2 separate regions of the Homo sapiens genome follow, and region 2 is linked to region 1. Evidence: read pairs that join two places in POLR2A ChIA-PET (ENCODE). Cell type or tissue: Panc1. All regions are shown on one strand. Links, peaks and the distances in the headings refer to the core of each region. The heading gives the core; the rest is flanking DNA.

Region 1 (5,664 bases), core at 3,165-5,664:
CTGGCGTTCTTTTCAAACACATACCCACCATCGCCAGCTTCCCAGCCCCCAACCACTGTGCATTTTGGGAGAAAAACAAGGATTTAACTTAAATTTTAGAAAAACTAAAGTTTAGTTTTATGAAGAAAGTTATTTCAGTGCATGCCATATACTTTTTGGCATATAAAGGAAACCACGTGCACATAATGTAAGAAGCAGAAAGGAGTAAGTTGAGGGGAAGATGGCCTGTGGATGAAGTGGCAGCAGGTAGTGACTGCACCGTCCCCCTGGGGCATGTGTGGTGTATTAAAAGGCCGAAGAGGTCTCCTCTGGGGGAGATCATGAGACGGATATAGGATCCAGACTGGTTTTTTTTTTAATGGTTCTAGGGTACAAAAAAAAATGGTAGAAAAAAAAGTTTTACGTTGCAGACAGTGAGTAAGAGTGACTCAATTAGACATTCTCTGCTTCTCTCTCAGAAGAGAGGGGCAGCAGGAGTGAGGCTTTATGGGGAAATAACCTGGGTTTCCACGCAGCCCATAAGCAGCTCGTGGGACTCTGAGCAACCCACTAACTTCTCTAAGATTATTTTGAGTTCCAAAATGAGTGTTTAGTCATGAGCTTTTAAACCTTCTGCTCCAAGGAAAGTACTTACAAAGGACTGAGGTTTCGATAGTGGTTAAAAGCAGCCACTGGCTTTCTGTAAGTGGATCCTGCGTGGACGCGGAACAAAACAGATTGACCAATTTAGGCAGGACTTGGTTTATTTCTAATCAGGCAACACTAACTACACAGTGGCAGACGGTCTGCTAGAGCCTGGTCCATATCTCAGAGCAAAATTGCAGATAAGTAAGACATTTGGGGTTATGACTTCCATCTGCAATGTCCAAGGAGAAACGTGAAAGTATCAACCAAATCCACATTTATAGTCCTCAGTAAGAGCAACCACAATCATCATACTAGAAAGGAATGACTTAAGGTATTAGTCTCCATTCACTATGACAAGAAGCACCTCTAATCTACAAGCAATTTAACGTAATACTGATGAAATATTAGAAGTATACACTGGATCTCTTCCATAAATAATTTTTCATTGAAGAAGTTAGTATCGCTCTCTCTAAATTAATACTGAAGATGTCAATATGTGAAAAGGCTACCCATTTTATTCAAGAGCCCCCCTTCCCCTTTTTTCCCCCCCTGAAGAGTCCATATTACCTAAGATAAAATGGCCAAGGCTTAGGAGAAGTACAGTGTAGCTCCATCTACACGGATTGAAATCCTAGGAAACTTTTTAAAAGACATAACCACTATATCTAAAATCCCCTTCCTTACAGTGAACACCTGACAGATAGAGTAAAATATATGACTTCCCTCCAGAATCCGTAAGATACAAAAACCTGTTTAAGGAAGCTGTTAAACAACAATTTACCCAAAATGAGAGTGAATTCACCTTTGCTCAACAACAAAGTGTCCAGAAGGACAAAAGCAAATCCTTGGGCATATCCCTGAAGTAAATGTCTGAAATGTTAAGACCAGTTCCAGAATTGATCCACCCCAAATAGCTGAAATTCCAAAGACTTTTTTGTTTTGTTGTTCAGAGTTCCTGATTTCTAAGGTCCCCACGGGGATAATTCCTTCCAAAGATTTGTCAATAGATCACAACATCTTTACATTCCTACATAATACAACTTTCAGTTTTACTCCAGGTATGGAGGCGGTGGGCATCTGATGCCTGTTTGGCAGGGGCAGGGTGGAGGTAGTGGGAATAATATGGAATGTAAAATACCTAAGTTGGCTTATCAACCTTAGTACTAATGACTTAGACTTCTTTCAAATGCTAATGATACATCTGATTCAAGACACAACAAAGCTAAGGATTTTCAGGAATCTGAATGAGTTACATCTACACCCAAGGTCATACAGCTAATCAGGGTGAGTCCAGGTCTCAACATATCAAAGCAGTAATCCTGTCTCTGAAGTTCCAAGGACTTTCATTTTTTTCCTTCAATTAAAAAAAGTACAAATTCAGTATGGAGGCTGGGTTGTATTAACCTACCCACTTTTGAAACTTAGTCCACATGAACTACTGACGTATTTAGCGTATTCTTAACCACACCTGGAGGAGTTTTCTAAACCGCAGACTTCTATATTCTACCTACTGAGCAAGGCACCACCATTGGCCTGTCTTGCAATAATGGTCTCTTTGAAACAAACATATGAGTAGCTATAGATGAAGGATGCAGTAAAGAAAACTGATATTCACACTCCTTTAAAAAGATGCACTGAATATAAGGAGGCATTGTCCTAAGTGCATGACAATTTTGTTTAATACTTACAGTAACCATGTATCACAATTCCCATTTTCTAAATAAAATTGAGGCACAGAGAAGGTAAGCAATTTACCAAAGATCATACAACCAGTAAATGGCTGAGAGAAGATTCGAACCTGGTGCTGTGGCTCCAAAGTCCATCCCCACCATGCCTAACCCTCCAAATCATGCTTTCTAAATATTATACTCCCTACACAATGTACAAATTGCTGAAATATCTACTTCAAACAGAAGTTCAAAACACAAACCAATGAAGTCCAGTCCTGCCTCCTTCAAAACGAACCAAAAAAAAAAAGAGTTTATAAAATGCTTAAGTGATAAGGGGAAAATATTGTGTAAATGCTTTGCTTTCTCCACTGCACACCATTTTCCTATATTATCCTGAAGTGTTTCCTTATGCCCTGGGCCCCTGTGGTGCTTGCAGATGGTTTCTATTTCTAAATCTCTAAAGCTTTCAGGAATGTATTCCTAGACTTCCAAGCCTGCTCAATCACCACCTCTCAGCACTGACGGCCTTGTTGAGTCAAAAAATCTCAGCTTTCCCTATTTTTGTTCAAAAATGTACTGAGTATGGAAAGTCTGTAAAACATTAAGAAATAATTTTTTATGTTATTTAAATCCTTAGGGTGCAGAAGAAAAACACACTATTTCATTCTCTCTGCCTCCCATTTCATCCCATTTCTGACTTCTAGAGGGAAAAGGAGAATGCTGTTTTAATCACACTGCTTCCTTCTTAGGCTTGTGGCTCCTCAAAATTACAATTGAACTATATTCTGGTGAGAAATGGACTCTGTATGGTTGATTTTTACTCTTGAGAGCATTTACCAGACATCTGTTCTCATGTGACACTTACCTAGACGTCTGCCTCAAAGGCTGTGGCTGGAAAGGCGTTTCACAAAAGCCTTCCTTTGGCAGGCTGGGCACTGCTGTGGTTTCAAGACTACCCTTGTATTTTCTCAAGAGAACTTAAATGCCACTTCTTAAGTTACATAAGTATAAGTATAAGCAGACCTGGGGAATTCAAGGAAGGTGGCCATCTTGATATCATGAAATCCACTTTCAGGCTAATTCCCATATAATACAGAATTTCAAATATCTACAAACACAAGGACAGAAAATAGGAACCATGATATTTGGTCCCCTTTAGGATTGAGACATCCTACTTCTAACTTAATACTCCTGGGGTCCCCCGGGCTTCATTAATCAAGCTGGAACAAAAATACAGCTGAATATACTGAAATTAGTTAGTGATGTCAATTACACTGAAAGTGTTGATTGACACTTTCAGTTGTTGAAAACACTTTCAGTGTAATTGATATCACTAATTGAGACTGAGAGGTTGAGGAGCCCTTCAGAGCCAGCCATTCCACACTTAAGTCATTTTTAGATATCATATGTAGTTCTTATTACAACCCCAAAATAGGAATTATTAGATTCTTCAAATCCAGTCTTTATACGATTTCCTGAGAAACCACTCCAAAAACATTACCCCAAAACACATAAAGAGTACTTTATCTTTCAAAATATTCTATTTGCAACCTCACAGTTCCTTCCTAATAGTTGTCCACTATAATTAAGCCAAAGAAAAAAGCTCATGTTCACTGGCTTATCTAATGTCTTAAGAGATACAATAAATTTAAAGGATTAGATATAATTAGAGAAAATTTGATATAACAATAAAGATTCCATGCCCATTTTCAGAGAATATTCAAGTTGTCTATATATCTACTCAGTGTTTTTCCCCAGCAGTTACCTGGTTTCCAGGGTACCAGCTAAGACCATCATTAAGAAGAGAAAGAAGATGTGAAATAAGTAGGTACAAACTACATTAAGATAAAGGTCTGGACAAATCAACGCATTTCTTTCAACAGAATCAGATACCAAGGGCAATTGCTTCTGACAAATAATAGTTCACAGGTCTTCTTTGGATATTTAAAAAAAAAAAAAAAAAAAACATTTACAAGAGATCACAAAAATAAGACAGAACAATTTTATAAATCTTTTATTTAGTAGGCATTGTTTATTCCAGCTTGTAAAGTTCAGTAGTGCTTGATGTAAGTTTTTAAGCCTGTGGATGAACGTCTTAGCTTAATGCTCCAGGTACACTGGGATAAATGGGAAGTGAGCTTATTAATAGACTTGCTAGGCTTTCCCTTTCAAACACATATTTAGAAAGACAGAAATTGATTATGTTCCAAAGACCAGTATCAAAGCACTATAAAATAATATTCTATACCAACCAGTTTGATTTCAAGTTATTCATAAGATTTTAGAGTGTGTATAAACAAGTATGTGTATGTGTACATGTGTATATACATGACACCTTGTTTTTAAAAATGGGTGTGGATTTTGCAATTTTTACAAAACTACCGTAAATAACACAGACATCCATTTTAGAGTGATCAAATCTCCTCCAAATGAAAGTTTCTCTCTGATGTCATACTCCGCTTGACCATGAAATGAAAATGGCTTCAAACTGTTCTTAATTGTGAAATTAAAAAATAAAGAGACAGAACGCATCACCTCTTGCACCATAAGATCCAGGAGGATTATGGATCCTAGTAAATCCAGGATTATGAAGAGGCCTCCAAGGATAGACAGCCTAAATGTTTAGGGCTCTCCCATTGGACCTTTAAACTAGGGTGATGTGGGGAGATAAGGTTCTCTTCTACACGTCACAATGGCAGACTGAGTACCAGTTAAAGAACAGAAATGCCACTGTCATTGTTGGTGCTTTTTATCAAAAGGCTCAATTTCTCTATCTGCTAAAGCTTGGCAAAAAGCTAGCTGGCTAAAAGAATAAGCGAACTGATAGAAATATTTTAATTCTGTAATAATTTTTAAAAATCGATTTAAATATTATCTCACTCAAAAACCTAAGATTTACTGAATTGGGGACATGCTGGTATATATTTGCTATTGAATTTGTTCTATATTCCAACATACCCCTCGCCAAAAACACAACCTAAAGGAAAAGAAAAAAGAAAGAACGTAGCTCTCTAAATCATAATAACCTACTCAATACTAAGGAGTACAGAGGGTACAATCCATGCCACCTAGAAGACAGCTAGACAGCCACCGTAGCCAGTAGATGGGCCCTGATATATTAAACGTGGTCAATATCAAGTTCTCATCAAAAAGGACAAAAGAGATGATTTCCATTGCTGCCACGCGTTATTCCACCAGGATGTACTGACAGTACTTAAGCATAAAACCCTATTAAACATAACCTACCACTGCAAAAAATATCATATTTGGCTCCTATTTAATATACACAATAAGTCCCTTTTTGTGTGGTAAAAACAAACTACCTGAAAATAAATCTAAATGGCCATAACCTGGAAAATAGATCATC
Region 2 (4,082 bases), core at 1-2,500, 280 kb before region 1:
TCCTGCGCTTCCAGAGCGCTACCATTGGAGCCCTGCAGGAGCCCAGTGAGGCTTACCTGGTGCACCTCTTTGAAGTCACCTAGCTGTGTACCATCCATAAAAGCCCTGCTCTCTTCTCCCCTATGTATGTATATTAGGGCTCTGCTTGGTACCCTCTTCCATAGGAAACACAAATCCATCAATTGATCATTTAAGCCTTTGTAGTTTGGGTACAATTTTTTGTGTAGTTGTACTTGTAAGCTTTGTACTTCTAAAGACTAGACCCTAGATAATATGTGCTTGGGAATAGTGGAGCTAGCTTGCTTAAACTTTATTTAGGCATATGCTAATTACTTGTGGGGGCAAAGGCAAGCAGTGAGAATGTTAAGCTTATCCCAAAATAGAAAATGATAGAAAATAGTCAAGTACAGTCACTTTATTTGTTAGGTGTCTTGTCACAACTTTACCAGCACCAATCAGAGACCACATTTTTCTAGGCAGTCTCCAAATGTACATTATGAGATAGACTTTAAGAATAGTAATGAAGCTCCAGGAAAAACTTCATTGTCATTAACATGTAATACAATCAGCCATGAAAGCTGTCAAAGATTTCTCCTGGAAAGATACCATTTTCTACAGACTTCTTTCTTGAGAGCTGTGGCTATATGGTATTATATATTGAGAAGATTTCATATGTGATTATTAAAAAGTCAGGAAACAACAGATGCTGGCAAGGCCGTGGAGACATAGAAACACTTTTACAATGTCTGTGAGAGTGTCAATTAGTTCAACCATTGTGGAAGACAGTGTGGCGATTCCTCAAGGATATAGAACCAGAAATACCACTGGACCCAGCAATCTCATTACTGGGTATATACCCAAAGGATTATAAATCATTCTACTATAAAAACACATACATATATGTTTATTGCGGCACAGTTTACAATAGCAAAGACGTGGAACCAACCCAAATGCCCATCAGTGAAGGTCTGGATAAAGAACATGTGGCATATATACACCATGGAATACTATAGAGCCATAAAAAAGAATGAGCTCGTGTTCTTTGCGGTGACACAGGTCACACTGGAACCATCATTCTCAACAAACTAACACAGGAACAGAAAACCAAACACCACATGTTCTCACTCATAAGTGGGAGTTGATCAATGAGAACACATGGACACAGAGAGGGGAACATCACACAGCGTGGCCTGTCAGGGGGTGGGAGGCAAGGGAAGGGAGAGCATTAGGAAAAATATGCAATGCATGCGGGGCTTAAAGCCTCGATGATGGGTTGATAGGTGCAGCAAACCACTAGGGAACATGTAAAGCTTTGTTACAAACCTGCACATTCTGCACATGGATCCCAAAACTGAAAGTAAAAAAAACGATTTGTAAGGACACTGAACCTTCTCGGCTAATCCAATTTTCCTCTCTGAGAAAACAAAGCTGTGTTCCTGCTCCTGAGCTGACCTCTGAGACCTTGATGGGAACTTGTTTCTGTCTTCAGCAGTTCAGCTTTACTCAGACCCCACTCAGACTATTGAGTTCTATGAGGGGCCAGAAAAATGTTCTAATGTTCTAACCTTGTGTGTGGAATCACCATCAGCACTGCTCTCTACAGATGCTTGTCTCCACCTCAGCAGACCAACCTGCTTGGGCCAGGTTCTCTTTGCCTCTACTGTTCAGAAAGTGCTAGACCTGCAACATCTGACAGAATACAGCTTCCAAGACTGCTCAGTGCCATGGAAAAGGAATGAGCTGAGAGCAACCTAAAGACTGGGAGATATTAAGTCTCTTGGATCATACTTCTTTTGGTTGCTCGAGCACTTTAATTCCTGAGAGAGCCCTTCCATCTCCATCAGTTCTTCCAAGAACCTGTACCCTCCTTGTGTCTCTAAGACACACTGGTCTAACTTGTTAGATGCCTTTACAAGAAAGTTGGTAAAATGAAAGGAAAGCTAAACCATGTCAGAATATGGAGGTATGAAACAATTTCCCCATACTCGGTAAAGTTGAGAAATTTGTGTAATACTCAAAGGCAGATTCTGTGTAAAATAAGTCCTATTTTAAGAGCAAAAGCTGAGTGTATGAAGAAATAAAACTATATTTTACGGGAGTGTCTTTGGCTTCAGGAAGAAAGAGTACATGTTATTCTCCATTCAATATTACAGCTGAACTATGGGGTCTTTTCCATCCTTTTTGCTTATACTCTGTGACTCAGGGGGCACATGGCAGTAGTAAACAGACTGAAACAGCACCGTGGATATCTGTGAGCTGTATGTGCTGGGAAGGTTCACGGTGATTCCATAATAAATCTCAGGTCTTTATTCGATAACAAAAAATTACTCTTTTCCATCATAAAGGTAAAGCAGAGTATGTACAAGTAGAGTATGGAATAACTTTGTCACTCGTGATGAACCTACTTGGTCCGATACTTTAACAACTTCTCCAATGTCTCTGTACTCAGGTTTGATTTTCTGAGTGGATCATCGGTAGAATGAATAAAATCAAGAATCCTCTAAGGCAATGTTTGGAACTAAATTTCAGTGTCTCCGGAAGCACTGGTAAAATCACCATGTGTAGCGAACGTGAAGTATCAATAGGCTCTCTCTGTGTCTTTGAAACTGCACATATGATCATTACAAATGGCGGCTTGAGGAAAGGTGGTTTTGGAATTGGTTTCTCTCTAGTCTTCCATGATGCACCTATACTATATTACATTATAATAAAGTAAAGGGTCACTTGCTGACATAAAGCACAGTAAGCAGGAATAGAAGAGTCAACTTAGAGAAAAAAATTCTTTGTGATTTTATTTTTATTTCCGCAGTTTGGAAAAGAGTTTAACTGTTTTTGTGATGACTCACAAAAATACATATGAGCATTGAAAATCAGAGAAGGACAACAATTGGGAAACATTTCTGGAGGCTTCACTTACTGAAACCCAGACATAAGCATACAAGCTAAGACACAGCTACACCAGGCTTCAGCATGAATCCATACAAATCTCCTGGAAAGGGCTTCCCTCTCTGAATGCAGCTCCCTGTCCACAGGATGCTCAAGGCCCAGGCACCTTTATTCTTCCAACTAGAAAGGTATAGAAAAATGCCTGAATATGCCCTTGGAGGCCCAAACATTTAGCCAAGGCTCCTATGAAACAATCTGCTGTCTTCATCCAGGTAAGGGCAACTTCACATTTTAAGACACTAAGATGGTGGGTAAATCCAGGTGGGACTGAGATGCAGAAGCTCCAGCAAAGGCAGTCCTGTCATTGGAAGATGAATGCGGTACTTATTCCTGCACAAACAGACCCCTCCGTCTGGCCTTGGGCCTAGAACATGATTTTTTTGTAGTTGCTGTTGGGGAAGAGGCCCTTGGGCTTTAACCTGCGAACAGCCTCCCTTAAATGCTTGGGCTGCAGTGGGGGCATTTCTCCCCACATCTCACACACGTCCAGGGCCTCTTCCACCACCTCTCCAACAAAGACCTTGGCTATTCCAGCCATGGCAATCGCCACGTTCTCAGACACCGATCTGCCAGTGATAGACCGCATCAGACCCGCAATGCATGCTTTTGGGAAAGCTGACCGGCGACACACTTCGTAGCGGGACAGCTGCTCCTCAGACATGGCAGACAGCAGGGTTGTCATCCTCTGAGCCTCCTCTGCATCCACAGTGGGCTTCCTCTCCTTCTTTCCTTTGGTATCTGTTTTCCGTCTTTTGGCTGCAGGAGGAGCTGAGGCTGAGGCCTCATTGTCACCTTCTGTGAGGTCCATGACATCCTCACTCCTGAGCTCACCTTCCTGATCCCTGGGTTCTTCCAAGTTCCCATCTAGGTCCTCAGGGATTCCATCCTTCTTGCTGCCCTTCAGATCTCGGGGCATGGCGAACATCTCAGCAGACACACCTGTTTGCCTGCCTGTCTCCATGGGTGAGATTCAAGTCTGCTCCGTGACAGCAGCTGTACAGGCAGAAGTTCTGGCTGGGGTGGTTTGATTATGGATCTGCGATGAGAACCTTTCAAAGATTTTAGCTGCTGTGTTTCTGCTGAGCCATAGTTTAGCCACAACTGGACACAGCTCCCGGCCTCACCTTCCCACACAC

Evidence for each region. Peaks named below come from ENCODE experiments on the same cell type or tissue, not always from the same donor. Only the 100,000 strongest peaks of a DNase experiment are listed, where the experiment ranks them.
Region 2: POLR2A ChIA-PET joins it to region 1 with 10 read pairs; 3 of 35 experiments call an interaction of 5 or more read pairs at or near these places.

What each region holds. Positions count from the first base shown.
Region 1 is chr5:17,219,965-17,225,628 of GRCh38, reverse strand. All of the region lies in intron 1 of BASP1 (brain abundant membrane attached signal protein 1), which reads right to left. Among named protein-coding and RNA genes, the nearest start is that of BASP1, 5.2 kb to the right of the region's middle. In Panc1, for the core only: no CTCF peak of the experiment used is centred there; no DNase peak of the experiment used is centred there; H3K4me3 peaks cover 301 bases; H3K27ac peaks cover 1,448 bases.
Region 2 is chr5:17,498,056-17,502,137 of GRCh38, reverse strand. It overlaps TAF11L2 (TATA-box binding protein associated factor 11 like 2), which reads right to left and starts at 3,907. Exons shown (of 1, transcript NM_001401696.1): 1 at 3,311-3,907. The coding sequence starts at 3,907. The coding sequence ends at 3,311. It also overlaps the pseudogene H3P17. RefSeq lists an enhancer at 1-329. In Panc1, for the core only: no CTCF peak of the experiment used is centred there; no DNase peak of the experiment used is centred there; H3K4me3 peaks cover 428 bases.